Regions from separate parts of the Homo sapiens genome. Here region 2 is linked to region 1. A link is an interaction called in ENCODE POLR2A ChIA-PET data of the cell type or tissue named here. Cell type or tissue: endothelial cell of umbilical vein. All regions are shown on one strand. Each heading gives the region's core, and the rest is flanking DNA. Links, peaks and the distances in the headings are about the cores only.

What was found. ChIA-PET counts read pairs that join two places held together with the same protein. Peaks named below come from ENCODE experiments on the same cell type or tissue, not always from the same donor. Only the 100,000 strongest peaks of a DNase experiment are listed, where the experiment ranks them.
Region 2: POLR2A ChIA-PET joins it to region 1 with 6 read pairs; 2 of 35 experiments call an interaction of 5 or more read pairs at or near these places.

Annotation. Positions count from the first base shown.
Region 1 is chr10:97,222,208-97,227,582 of GRCh38, reverse strand. It overlaps ARHGAP19 (Rho GTPase activating protein 19), which reads left to right. Exons shown (of 12, transcript NM_032900.6): 12 at 1,451-5,375. The coding sequence ends at 1,461. The region is part of intron 11 of ARHGAP19-SLIT1 (ARHGAP19-SLIT1 readthrough (NMD candidate)); the gene reads left to right. The region is part of intron 2 of LOC105378447 (a long non-coding RNA gene); the gene reads right to left. Among named protein-coding and RNA genes, the nearest start is that of SLIT1, 39 kb to the right of the region's middle. In endothelial cell of umbilical vein, for the core only: no CTCF peak of the experiment used is centred there; no DNase peak of the experiment used is centred there.
Region 2 is chr10:95,272,725-95,278,099 of GRCh38, reverse strand. The region is part of intron 1 of PDLIM1 (PDZ and LIM domain 1); the gene reads left to right. Among named protein-coding and RNA genes, the nearest start is that of PDLIM1, 16 kb to the left of the region's middle. In endothelial cell of umbilical vein, for the core only: no CTCF peak of the experiment used is centred there; DNase peaks (open chromatin) are centred at 2,119 and 4,399; H3K27ac peaks cover 1,617 bases.

The sequences.
Region 1 (5,375 bases), core at 285-5,284:
GGTGTTATGATGCTACATTATTCTCGTTCTTCTTCCTCTTTAATTCTTTTCCTTATCTGCAGTGGCTTACTGTTGTTTGCCTATTCCACTACATCTTTATTTTTTTCAATGCTCTATCTTAAGTTCTGCTCTTAAGTTCTGTTCGTTTCTGCACCTGCTTCTCCTGCCTCTTTGCAGCTTGGTCTCCTTCCACTGCTCAGCTCTGCTCTCTGTATGATAACTACTTCCAGCCTGGCAATGCCAGGTCTGAACTCTCTTCAGACATTGGCAGTCTCCAAGCCCACAGATCCAGGTGCCTGCCATGTATTTCTTTTATACAACAATGAATATACAACCTCAGATTTTTTGATAGTGATGTTTATAATAAAAGTAACATATTCTTTGAAGAAGATAATGTAATTTTATTACTGTGATCAACAACATAATCCAAAAAGACTATTATTTAGTACAGGATTTCTCAACCTTGGCACACTACTGACATGTTGGTTCAGATAATGCTTTGTTGTAGGAGCTGCCATGTGCACTGTATGATGAGCAGCCTTCCTGGCCTTTACCCCATCGATGCTGGGAGCATCCTTCCCCCAGTTGTGATAAGTAAAAGTGCTTCTAGACATTGCCAAATGTCCCATGGTGGGTGAGGAGGCAAAGTCATCTCCACATGAGAACCACTGATTTAGCACCTACTTATTATGGCCATTATTTTCAGTAGTCAAAATCTTACCCATTCTTCAAAGTCTAGCCTAAATCTCACCTCCTCTTTGAAACTTTCTCTGGCTAACACAGCCAAATATAATACTTTTTCCTTTGAACTTATTAATGCTACAAAAATATTGACACTTAGTATGATTTACTGTATTTACTTCACATATTGTCTTATCTCTGTAACTAGTTTTTCTTCTAGAAGACAAAGGTCAGACTTAGTGTATTTGTGGCCTTCTGTCTCCTGTTCTTCTCATCTTCCGAAAAATGACAGTGCCTTGTGCTGAGTCGGCTTTTAGTAAACATTGAGTGTTGAGAGGGGCGGTGGTGGTAGGAGCATGAGTTCTGCATTCAGCTGGGCTTGGGTTCCATTCCCAGTTTTGCTGCTTAATAGCTTATATATTAGTCCTCGGGCAAATGAACTATGTAGGCTGCAGATTCTTACTCTGTAAAATGGTAGGAGTAGTACCTCATATACTGGTTATTGTGAGGATAAATAATGTACATAAATAACTTAGAGCAGCACAAAATATGTACTTACTGTTAGCTGTTACGGCCATTAAGATGATTTAATGAACGAGATTATATCAGGCAGATGTTTATTTGGTAGAGTCACACATTCTTAATTAAACTCATTAGCCTTCAGTTTGGAGAAAATATTAAGTGTAGACCCTGTAGCTTTTGAGTGGGATGTTTGCAAAAAGAAATATTTAAGAACATGTCTAACGCTCTTGTTTTTCCTTCAACCTAGGATTTCTCTGAAGGATCCAGAGTTGTCTCCTATGGTCCATGCAGAATTTTCTGTTTAGTGGGCAGGTGTTATTCCTGCCCACAGCAAAGCTTGGACTTGCAGCTTGCTTGCTGCATTTTGAATTGTCAAAGCCAACTAATACCGTGACCCGACTGATACCTCTAACCCCACTCACTGGATGATGTTTGCAAGCTGTGCCTTCTGAGAGAGTGCTTAGGCCCTGTCTCTCTTTTTTAATATTATGGGGAAACCACTAACTATCCAACCAGCTTATACAGCACACTAAGGTGGGCTTCAGTGCTCACTCAATGTGTTTAGGCAGATTCCACTTTTGAAAAAAAATATGAAATGTGTGCTCAACTGCCAGTAATTTTTTAAAAAGCACTGTCCCAGTGGATTGATGTTGTTTTTAATGGATATTTTGGGTTTTTCTCTGTTTTGATAGTATTGGGTATTTGGTTGTTTTTGTTTGTTTATTTCTTTGTTTTAAAAGCCATGTTTTTGGTTGGGCTCTAAGCTAGATATCTTTCCCTCTTTTTCACTTTGAGCTTTGGGAAAACTCTTTATCTTATGAGGCTGTATTCCTCAATACCTAATTTGTGTCCAAAGAATTTATAGCTTTTCTGGACATTTTTTATTATTTCTTGGGTGTGACATCAGAGTATTTGACCTGCAGTATTGAAAAAGGAGAATTCAGAATGATACAGTATTTTAACAAATCTTAATTATTAAACTCTTTTCCTTCCTTCCATTTCTCCCTCCCTTGTCCATCTCTCTCTCTCTTTCCCTTTCCTCAGTGATGTGAAAATAATTGTGTTTTGCTGAACTTGTTATCTTCATTCAATTTCCTCTTGACTAAAACATCTCTGGTGCCAACGTAATACTTCTGAACCAAATCACTGTGACTCAAGGAAAGTCACTGACAGCATAAGAGAAGTTTGCTAAAATATTTGTATGTGGGGGAAGCTCTGGAGTGTGCCTAGGAGGGGGCTGGCTGCCTTTATGTCCCAGGATGACTCTTTATGGGTGGGATTACATTGCACCCTCTGAGGGTGCAGGCTAGACCGTCTCCTGAGAGGAAGTTAGGATCAGAAAGAAGAAGCAAGCAGCAACCTCTGCAGGGCTGACAGGATTTAAAGGAGAGAATGTTCTTATTTGGAAGCAGCTGTGGCTTGTCACCAATGTTCAAGGAGTGTTACTGTTCCGCCCTCTCTTTGTCAGAAGGGACACAGGTGGTAATTTGGAGATGGGGCCAGAGCTTCTGGCTTTTGGATTTGGTGTGTTCACTTGTGTTGGATAGAGCAGTGGCATGGCTTTGACCTAGTATGAACTGGTGTCTGCCCAGAGAGCAGCATGTAGCAGGGGGGAATGCTCAGGTTTGTGCCTGGCTCTGTGGAGCTGTACAACCCTTCTCACCCTGTGGGTTGGAGCCGAGTCAGGCCACTATGGGGAAGCAGTTGCCCCACAAAATGTGGTTTGCTGACCTATTTCTAAACTGTTGAATATGCTGCACCATTGCTGAAATGAAAGATGACTCTGGGGGAGCAGAGCTTGGCCTTGTGCCCAGCTGGCAGCCCCCTCTGCCAGCCTTTCTGCTGCTTTTGCTGCTGTAACAGCAATAGTGGAGAAAAATGTAAAATTTGGTCTTCCAGCTTAATGCAGTGTGAACAATAGATGGTTAGGAAAACAAAACTGCTTAGAAGCCCCTTTCTCTAGAGCAGTTTTATGTCATTTGTAAAAACACATATTAGCAAATTCGTTTGCGTAGGTTTCTATTAAATATTTGACTTTTTTTTTCTTATTAAGAAAATGAAATCCCTTACACCAGATATCAGTTAATTCAAACAGAAAACCCTTTGGGTATCACCAAATTGAAATGGTATTCTTCCTTAACTCTTCCTTCTTTCCTTTATTTGTTTAGACGTGCTTCATCCCGAAGTGGTGCTATGGTCTGTTAAACAGGGCTGGCATCAGGTAGAGGGAGCAGAGTGGTGACCTGATAGCTCCTGTCATCGTGTTAGTTTTTGATTCTATTTAAGGGAAGTAGCTGAGATTTAGACGGATGTAGATGCTCTTTGGGTGAATGGAATCATAAGCAAAGGTTGTGTTCTGGGGTGAGGATCATGAGAGAGATATTTATCACATGCACATGCCTTTATATAGCTGGTCTCCTTGGGTGGTTTATGTGTGTTTTGTTTATTTATTGAATATGTTTTCCCTTGCTTTAGGGGTTTTATAGGTCATTTTTCTTAATAGAAGCTGTGATCGACTTAGAATCCAAATTTGAGGAGTAAGCAGCATAACCTTCTACCTTGTAATATGTAACTATTCTAATCCAGTGGAATCTTACGGAAAACACAGAGAAAACCCCTTTTATCATTTGCCACAGAAGGCTGCTGTCTCCCTTCTGATTTGGTGGGCAGGTATTGTTTTTGAGCCAGTATTTAACAGAGTTTTTTAATCTATAAGATTTTTTTTGAATCTATTTCATTGTGTTTGTTTTTCATGTTGGAACAATCTCTCTGGAAGTGCCTCTTCTTGTGGCTTTTACAACTTCATTTCTTTCTGGGGTCACCTGTGATGGGCTTTGATGTGGTGTCAATTTGGGGCCTTGTGTTTGTGCCAGAGGGATACACATATTAAACTGCAGGCCACCTTCCTGGTCCAGACTGTACTGTGTGAACCCCACTGACTAAATTAGTGAGAACCATAGGCGTTGGAATTTCTCACCTTTTACAATGATAGACTTTTGCATTGGGACCAATGAATCTGGTGTGAAAAACCCTGCTGTAGTAGTGAAAGAGCATCAGGAGATACTGACTGTACCTGAGGGCCAAAACAGGAGCAGGTAACGAACCGTAAAAAAAGGAGCAGGTAATGAATCGTAACCAAAACTACAGTTGATCCTCCGCAAAGGAAAGCTCTTTACCCAGAATGTCCTTCCAGAGTCATTCAGGAAGGACAAGGGAACACCCTTGGGAAATGGGCTAGTGGAGGGCTGTTGACTGCAGTGACACCTGGGTGCTCCGGAGGTATCTGTTCTGTTGACCTGTAAGGAAGCAGTCGATCCTAGAGTGTCAGAACAGAGCCATTCTCTCCTCCTGAGTAGGAACGTTTCTGTTCAGTTTCCCTCACAGCAGCCTGTGTTAGCATGCAGTTGAAAATACTGCCGTCTAGGAGAACCTGTGGTCACTGGGAACGTGCCCCACAGTGACTGGCCATGCAACCAGGTGATTTTTAGGAATAGATGTCTCTAGACTCTGTCTCCTTTCCTACAAGGCCTCACACAGATGCTTGAGGCTAATGGCCCCCATTCTGAGGTCATTTTTGTGTAGAACTCCTTTCCCCAGGAGAGAGCCTTATCTCTGCCCTCCTTTACCCTGAAGGCTTCAAACGGAAGACAGGACCTAGATCTAAACCTAGATACTAGCATTTTGTGGGATTGTCTAGAATTTGGGGAAGATTTGGGTTCCTAAGATGCACAAGCGTTTTACACCAGTGGTGATTAACTCAACTAAAACCCACTGTAGGAAGTTAGCTTCCCCAGACAGCTAATGCCGAGATCTTCTACCAGCGTAGAGTTGACAGAAGCAGGCCAGCGAGGAGGTGTGGGACATAATAGCCTGAGTGCTTGGGTTACCATGGAGACTGGAGTGTGTGAGGCCACAGCCTGTGCTAAAGAGCCATGGAGCCCTCCCCTGGCCATGTCTGGGGACAGATAGAACCTGTTGGGGGAAATATTCCCTCACCCCAGGGTTCTTTCTGCAGAGCAAGGGTTGCCTTTGTCCTATCCCTGAGCTTGCTCAACAAGAGAAACAAGGTTTCTTAAGTGTTTTGGTTAAAGTTTTCATTCTTATTTGACTATGTATATGTAATTGTAAAGAAACGATCCTATGCATTGTCTTTCTTTTATATTCTTGTAATA
Region 2 (5,375 bases), core at 158-5,157, 1.9 Mb after region 1:
ATGAACAGAGAGAGAAAGAAGGAACAGGGGAGGGATGAAGTAGAAACATGCCATTATCACTGAGGAGGAGGGTTATCTTTTTATTTGTCATGGGTATGCATCCAGTTCTGTATGATAGTAGTGTCATTTAGGTATGTAGTTATTTAAATGTAAGTTGAAGAAAGTGGGAGAGCTACATCATCATCCGATTTTATTTACACCAGTTAGAAGTGCAGTTAAACTTCAAACACCTTCTTATGTGCTCAGGACTGGCAGCAGTGGACAGGTCTTAAAGATGCATTATGAACTTGGAGTGGAGAACATGTTGGCCTCTAAGCAAGCAGTGTCTGCCTGGGGTGCTGGTGGGGACGAAGAGTGAGGGACACAAGAATGAATTGAGCAGAAAATGATAGATTGTTCATTAGTGGAAATTGTTGTGCCTAAACCCGTTTACTGTTTTATTTTATTTTATTTTATTTTTAGACATTCTTACTCTGTTGCCCAGGCTGGAGTGCAGTGGTGTGATCTCGGCTCACTGCAACCTCCACCTCCTGGGTTCAAGCAATTCTCCTGTCTCAGCCCCCTGAGTAATTGGGATTACAGGCAGTGTGCATCACCACAGCTGGCTAATTTTTGTATTTTTAGTAGAGATAGGGTTTCACCATGTTGGCCAGGCTGGTCTTGAACTCCTCAGCTCATGTGATCTGCCTGCCATCTGACCTCCCAAAAGTGCTTGGCCTCTCAAAGTGCTGGGATTACAGGCATGAGCTACTGTGCCTGTCCCCATTTATTCTTATGCAGCAAGAGTTGTGTGATCTAGTTGTATGGTCTCTGGGGAAAAAGGCTGGCAATGGCACGTTCATTGAACTAATGGGAGTGAGTATATAATTTTTTTTTTTCTTGTTCTGAGACAAGTCTCACTCTATCACCCAGGCTGGAGTTCAGTGGCACAGTCTCAGCTCACTGCAGCCTCTACCTCCTGGGTACAAGCTATCCTCCCACCTCAGCCTCCTGAGTAGCTGGGACTACAGGCGTGTGCCACCACACCTGGCAAATTTTTTTTGTATTTTGTAGAGACAGGGTTACGCCATGTTGCCCAGGTTGGTCTCGAACTCCTGAGCTCAAGGCGAGCCACTTACCTTGGTCTCCCACAGTGCTGGGATTACAGGCGTAAGCCACCATGCCTGGCCCAGAAGTTTTTTTTTTTTTTTTTTTTTTTTTTTTAGGAAACTGAAGCTGACTCTATTATGAGCTGGTTCTGATGGAACTTGATGGTCAGGAGGAAATTAGAGCAGATAGTGTGGCCTAGTTGGTTAAGTGGGTGGACTCTGGAGCCTGCTGTGGCCTGCCGCTCACCAGCTGTGCAACCTCAGGCAAACTGCTTAACCCCTGTTCCTCCATTTCCTCATCTGTAATGATGCAGATAACATTGCCTGTCTGGTAGCATCACGTGAATATTGGTGAGTTAACCCTTGCTAAAGACTTTGTCATGCTTGGTACCTAAACGCTCATTAACTGATGGCTGTCATTTTGATTATGATTGTGATAAATAGTGTTTGGCAAGGATTGGAATCCACCATTCAAGACAGGAACTATCCAGTGTTGGAGGCACAGGCCTTCTCTCCTGTAACCCTTGTCACTTCTGTGTTATGGTTTGTAAATTTTATAATGGGTGGGGTTACTGGGCCCCAGATCAGTACAGGGCAGGGGAGTGACTGTCCTGTGGTAGGGAGGCACTCAGCCAGCATCAGGACTTTGTGACACTCCAGGTCCTATGTAGAAGGCCACTGCAGATGAGTCTCCTGGATTTTTTTTTTTTGGCTTTGACAGTTGAGTTTGGAGCCTCTGCTTGTGGCATTGTGCTAAAGCAAAAAGGAATGGAATTTGCAATGAGAGAGCCTTTCAAGTTCAGGCTCAGCCTTTAGCTGTGTGAACTTGAACCACTCACAATTTTTCTGAATCTCAATTTCCTCATCTGTAAAGTTTATCTAATATGTTGGTGGTGAGGTAATCATATTATTATCTCAAATAGGAGATTGTATATGAAAGGGCTTTGGAAAGGCAAATCCCATTATTTGTTTAAATCAATTTTTTCCCCTAAAAAAGATAGCTCATAAAAGAATGTGAACTTAATCTGTATGTGTAATTTCTTTCAAGTCCTATCTGATGTTGCTTGTGACTTTCTGAGATTTCCTTTGGCTTCTTACCAGTTTGGCTTTAAAAAAAAAACAAAGAAATTATACTGAAAGATAGGATGACCAGACCTCAATTACTCAGGCTTGGGGCGCCTAAGACTGGTTCTAGCTTGTCCAGGACCTGTTGGGATATACTTAGCAGAAATGTCTCTCCCACAAAACAGTTGGAACCAAATGCTGGACATTCTGGACTTCTCAGCAGTTCACCGTAAAAAAGTGAAAGGAAACTTCTTTTTCATCTTCTCAACCTCTCCAGTTCCAATCTCATTTGAGTTTTGTGAGTGGTCATGCTTCAGGATAGCAGTGTAGAGGGAAATGATTATTTCATTTTTGAAATAAAAATATTTTTGATGTTTTTGAAATAATTCATTTTAAAGGATAAAATGAAGCAGGCTGATTACATATTTAACAACACTAGGTGTTTTAGAGCCAATCATTTATTATACAGATATTTATTGAGCACCTACTATGTTCCAGTTATTGGGTGTTGAGGATACTGTAACTGCCCAGTGGATTCTTGCCCATTGCCCAGATAGAGCTGATTTATCAAGACAGGGGATTTGCAATACAGAAAGTTTAATACACGTAGAGCTGGCTAAATGGAAGACTAGAGTTTTATTATTACTCAAATCAGCCTCCATGAAAGTTGAAGGCTAGGGGTTTTCAAAGATAGTTCGGCAGGCAGGGGGCTAGGGAAGGTGAATGCTGATTGGTTGGGCATGCCATCACAGGGGTGTGGAAAACAGTGTGTTGAGTTCGCATCTTGGTCGGGGGGCATCCAGTAGGTAGTCAGAAATGCAAAAGCCTGAAAGGACATCGCAAAAGGCCAATCTTAGGTTCTACAATAGGGGTGTTATTTACAGGAGTAACTGGGGAAGTTGCAAATATTGTGAGCTCTGGAATAATGGCTGGTAATCATTTAACTATGCCTACATCTTAGCAGAATTCAGGCCCCTCTCATCCTCCTAACCTGGTGGTCTTTCGTTAGTTTTTCAGACAGTTTAGTTTTGGAAAGTGCTACCATCATTTAAACTATACACTAAAATTTCTCCGGAAGTTAGCTTTGCTGATGCCCAGGAATGACCAAAGACAGTTTGGAGGTTAAAGGCAAGATGAAATTGGTTAGGCCAGATCTTTAACTGTCATAATTTTCTCACTGTTAAAATTTTTGCAATATCACAGCACAGAAGGCAGACAAAATCCTGCCCTCATGCACCTTACTGCTGAGTAGGCCTTTCAACATTAAACAAACTAACCCACCAAGGAGGTTTGCAAACATAAAGTGACCAGTGCCGTGAAGAAGAACCAAGTGTATTAAAAGGATGACTGAGCTGGGCATGGTGGCTCACGCCTGTAATCCCAGCACTTTGGGAGGCCGAGGTGGGTGGATCACCTGAGGTCAGGAGTTCGAGACCAGCCTGGCCAACATGGTGAAAAAACCCCATCTCTTCTAAAAATACAAAAAATTAGCTGGGCATGGTGGTGCAGCCTGTAATCCCAGCTACTCAGGAGGCTGAGACAGGAGAATCGCTTGAACCCGGGAGGTGGAGGTTGCAGTGAGCCGAGACTGCGCCACTGTACACCAACCTGGTCAACAAGAGCGAAACTCCGTCTCAAAAAAAAAAAAAAAAAGGATGACTGTGGGGGTATAGCTTAGATTGGAGGTGAAGGAAGGCCTCTTTGAGAAGAAGGGTTGTTTACACAGACACTTGGAAGATGAGAAGTTAATCAGGCAGAGGTAAAGGCAGGTGTGAAAGTCCTGAGGCCCTGTAGCTGGAGCCCAGTGGGGAAGAGGCATGATGTGGGTGGGGAGGGAGGCACTGGCTTTAGCGGCCTTGTTAAAGATTTTGGATTTCATCCTAAGGGGACTGCTCTTTGAAACTGCTAGATTTAGCTATGATAAATGAGTTCCATAAGGCATTATTCTCCTTGATTCAGGCTGCTCTCCTTGGAGTTAGAGTTTGTCAGTCAAGAACGCTTGCCAATCCCAAATAAAATGATGCTTAGAGCCGTTTAAAAACTGAGCCTGCGTTGTCCTTTAGTAACAGTGAAGTGTGTATGAAGATGCACCAGATCAGTCTTCTCAGGACAACAGGTCAGAAAACGGAGGAATTTTTTTTTATTGCATGCACTGGATGACTCAGAAGCTAACTCTCATTGTTGACTGAAATGAGAGCGGCCTGTGCTTGCCTGGATAAAAAGTCCTGTCCCAGTGGCTGGATGAGGGGACGATCTGAACCTTGAATCAGGAGGCTGCTTTCGTTTCCTAAAACCCAGATCTCTGGTAAACAAATGATGGGAGAGCCAGAAAGGAAGGTTAGGAGGTCAGGATCTCGGTACTGGTTTCCACATCCTGCCACATTCCAGGAGAGTTTTGCCTGATAAAGTCATAGCATGTGCGGGCCAGAAGGGACCTCAAGGATCAACTTGTCCTCATTTTTTGGGGTCAGGGTGCTGATGGGGAATGCACCATAATAGCGGCACCACACTAGCTGCGCTGAGGGCTAATCGGAAACTGTAGCTGCTGAAAACTGCATCAGATACTGAGGTTTAGGACCCAACTTGTGTGTCCTGGTTTGGTGCCTTGAAGAACCTGTTACCTGTGGTTCAGCCATAAGGAGACACCCAGGTGTTCATAAGATCTTCCTCAACTGGATCCCGAGAGTCAAGGGCCTTCTCCAAAGGGTGGCCAGAGCCCTGTGGGCACTGGGAGCCTGGGGGTGTTACTGCCACCTTGATCCTGCGGACTTGGAATTCCCATCCAGGAAGGTCTTGTAATGTGGAAAAAAAAAGTTGTGAACTTACCCTGGGATGATGACAGTAATATTTTTAGTATACCTTAGTTTAGAAAATCTAACCAGATACCTTGGTTAGAGATAGTACTCTGAGGTGAGTACTATTTCAAAATGAGTTTGGATCTTGTTCATTCTAATAGCATCTGTATTCACTTGAAAAATGGTTGTACATCAGTGTAGGAGATGTGATATGTATTGAGTCCGCATGTATTGCTCTGTAGGCAGGTGAATTTAAGGACCTATTGCAGTAATTGATTGGCTTCCCCCAAGCATCAATGATCTGTCAATTTGGAACCACTGGTTTTAGAAGCATCAGTCTGCAGAAAACCAGCCGTCTATAGGGAATGACCCTAGTCATTTTGGGAGATTAAACCAGTATAAACCTATACTACCATACTTTAGGATA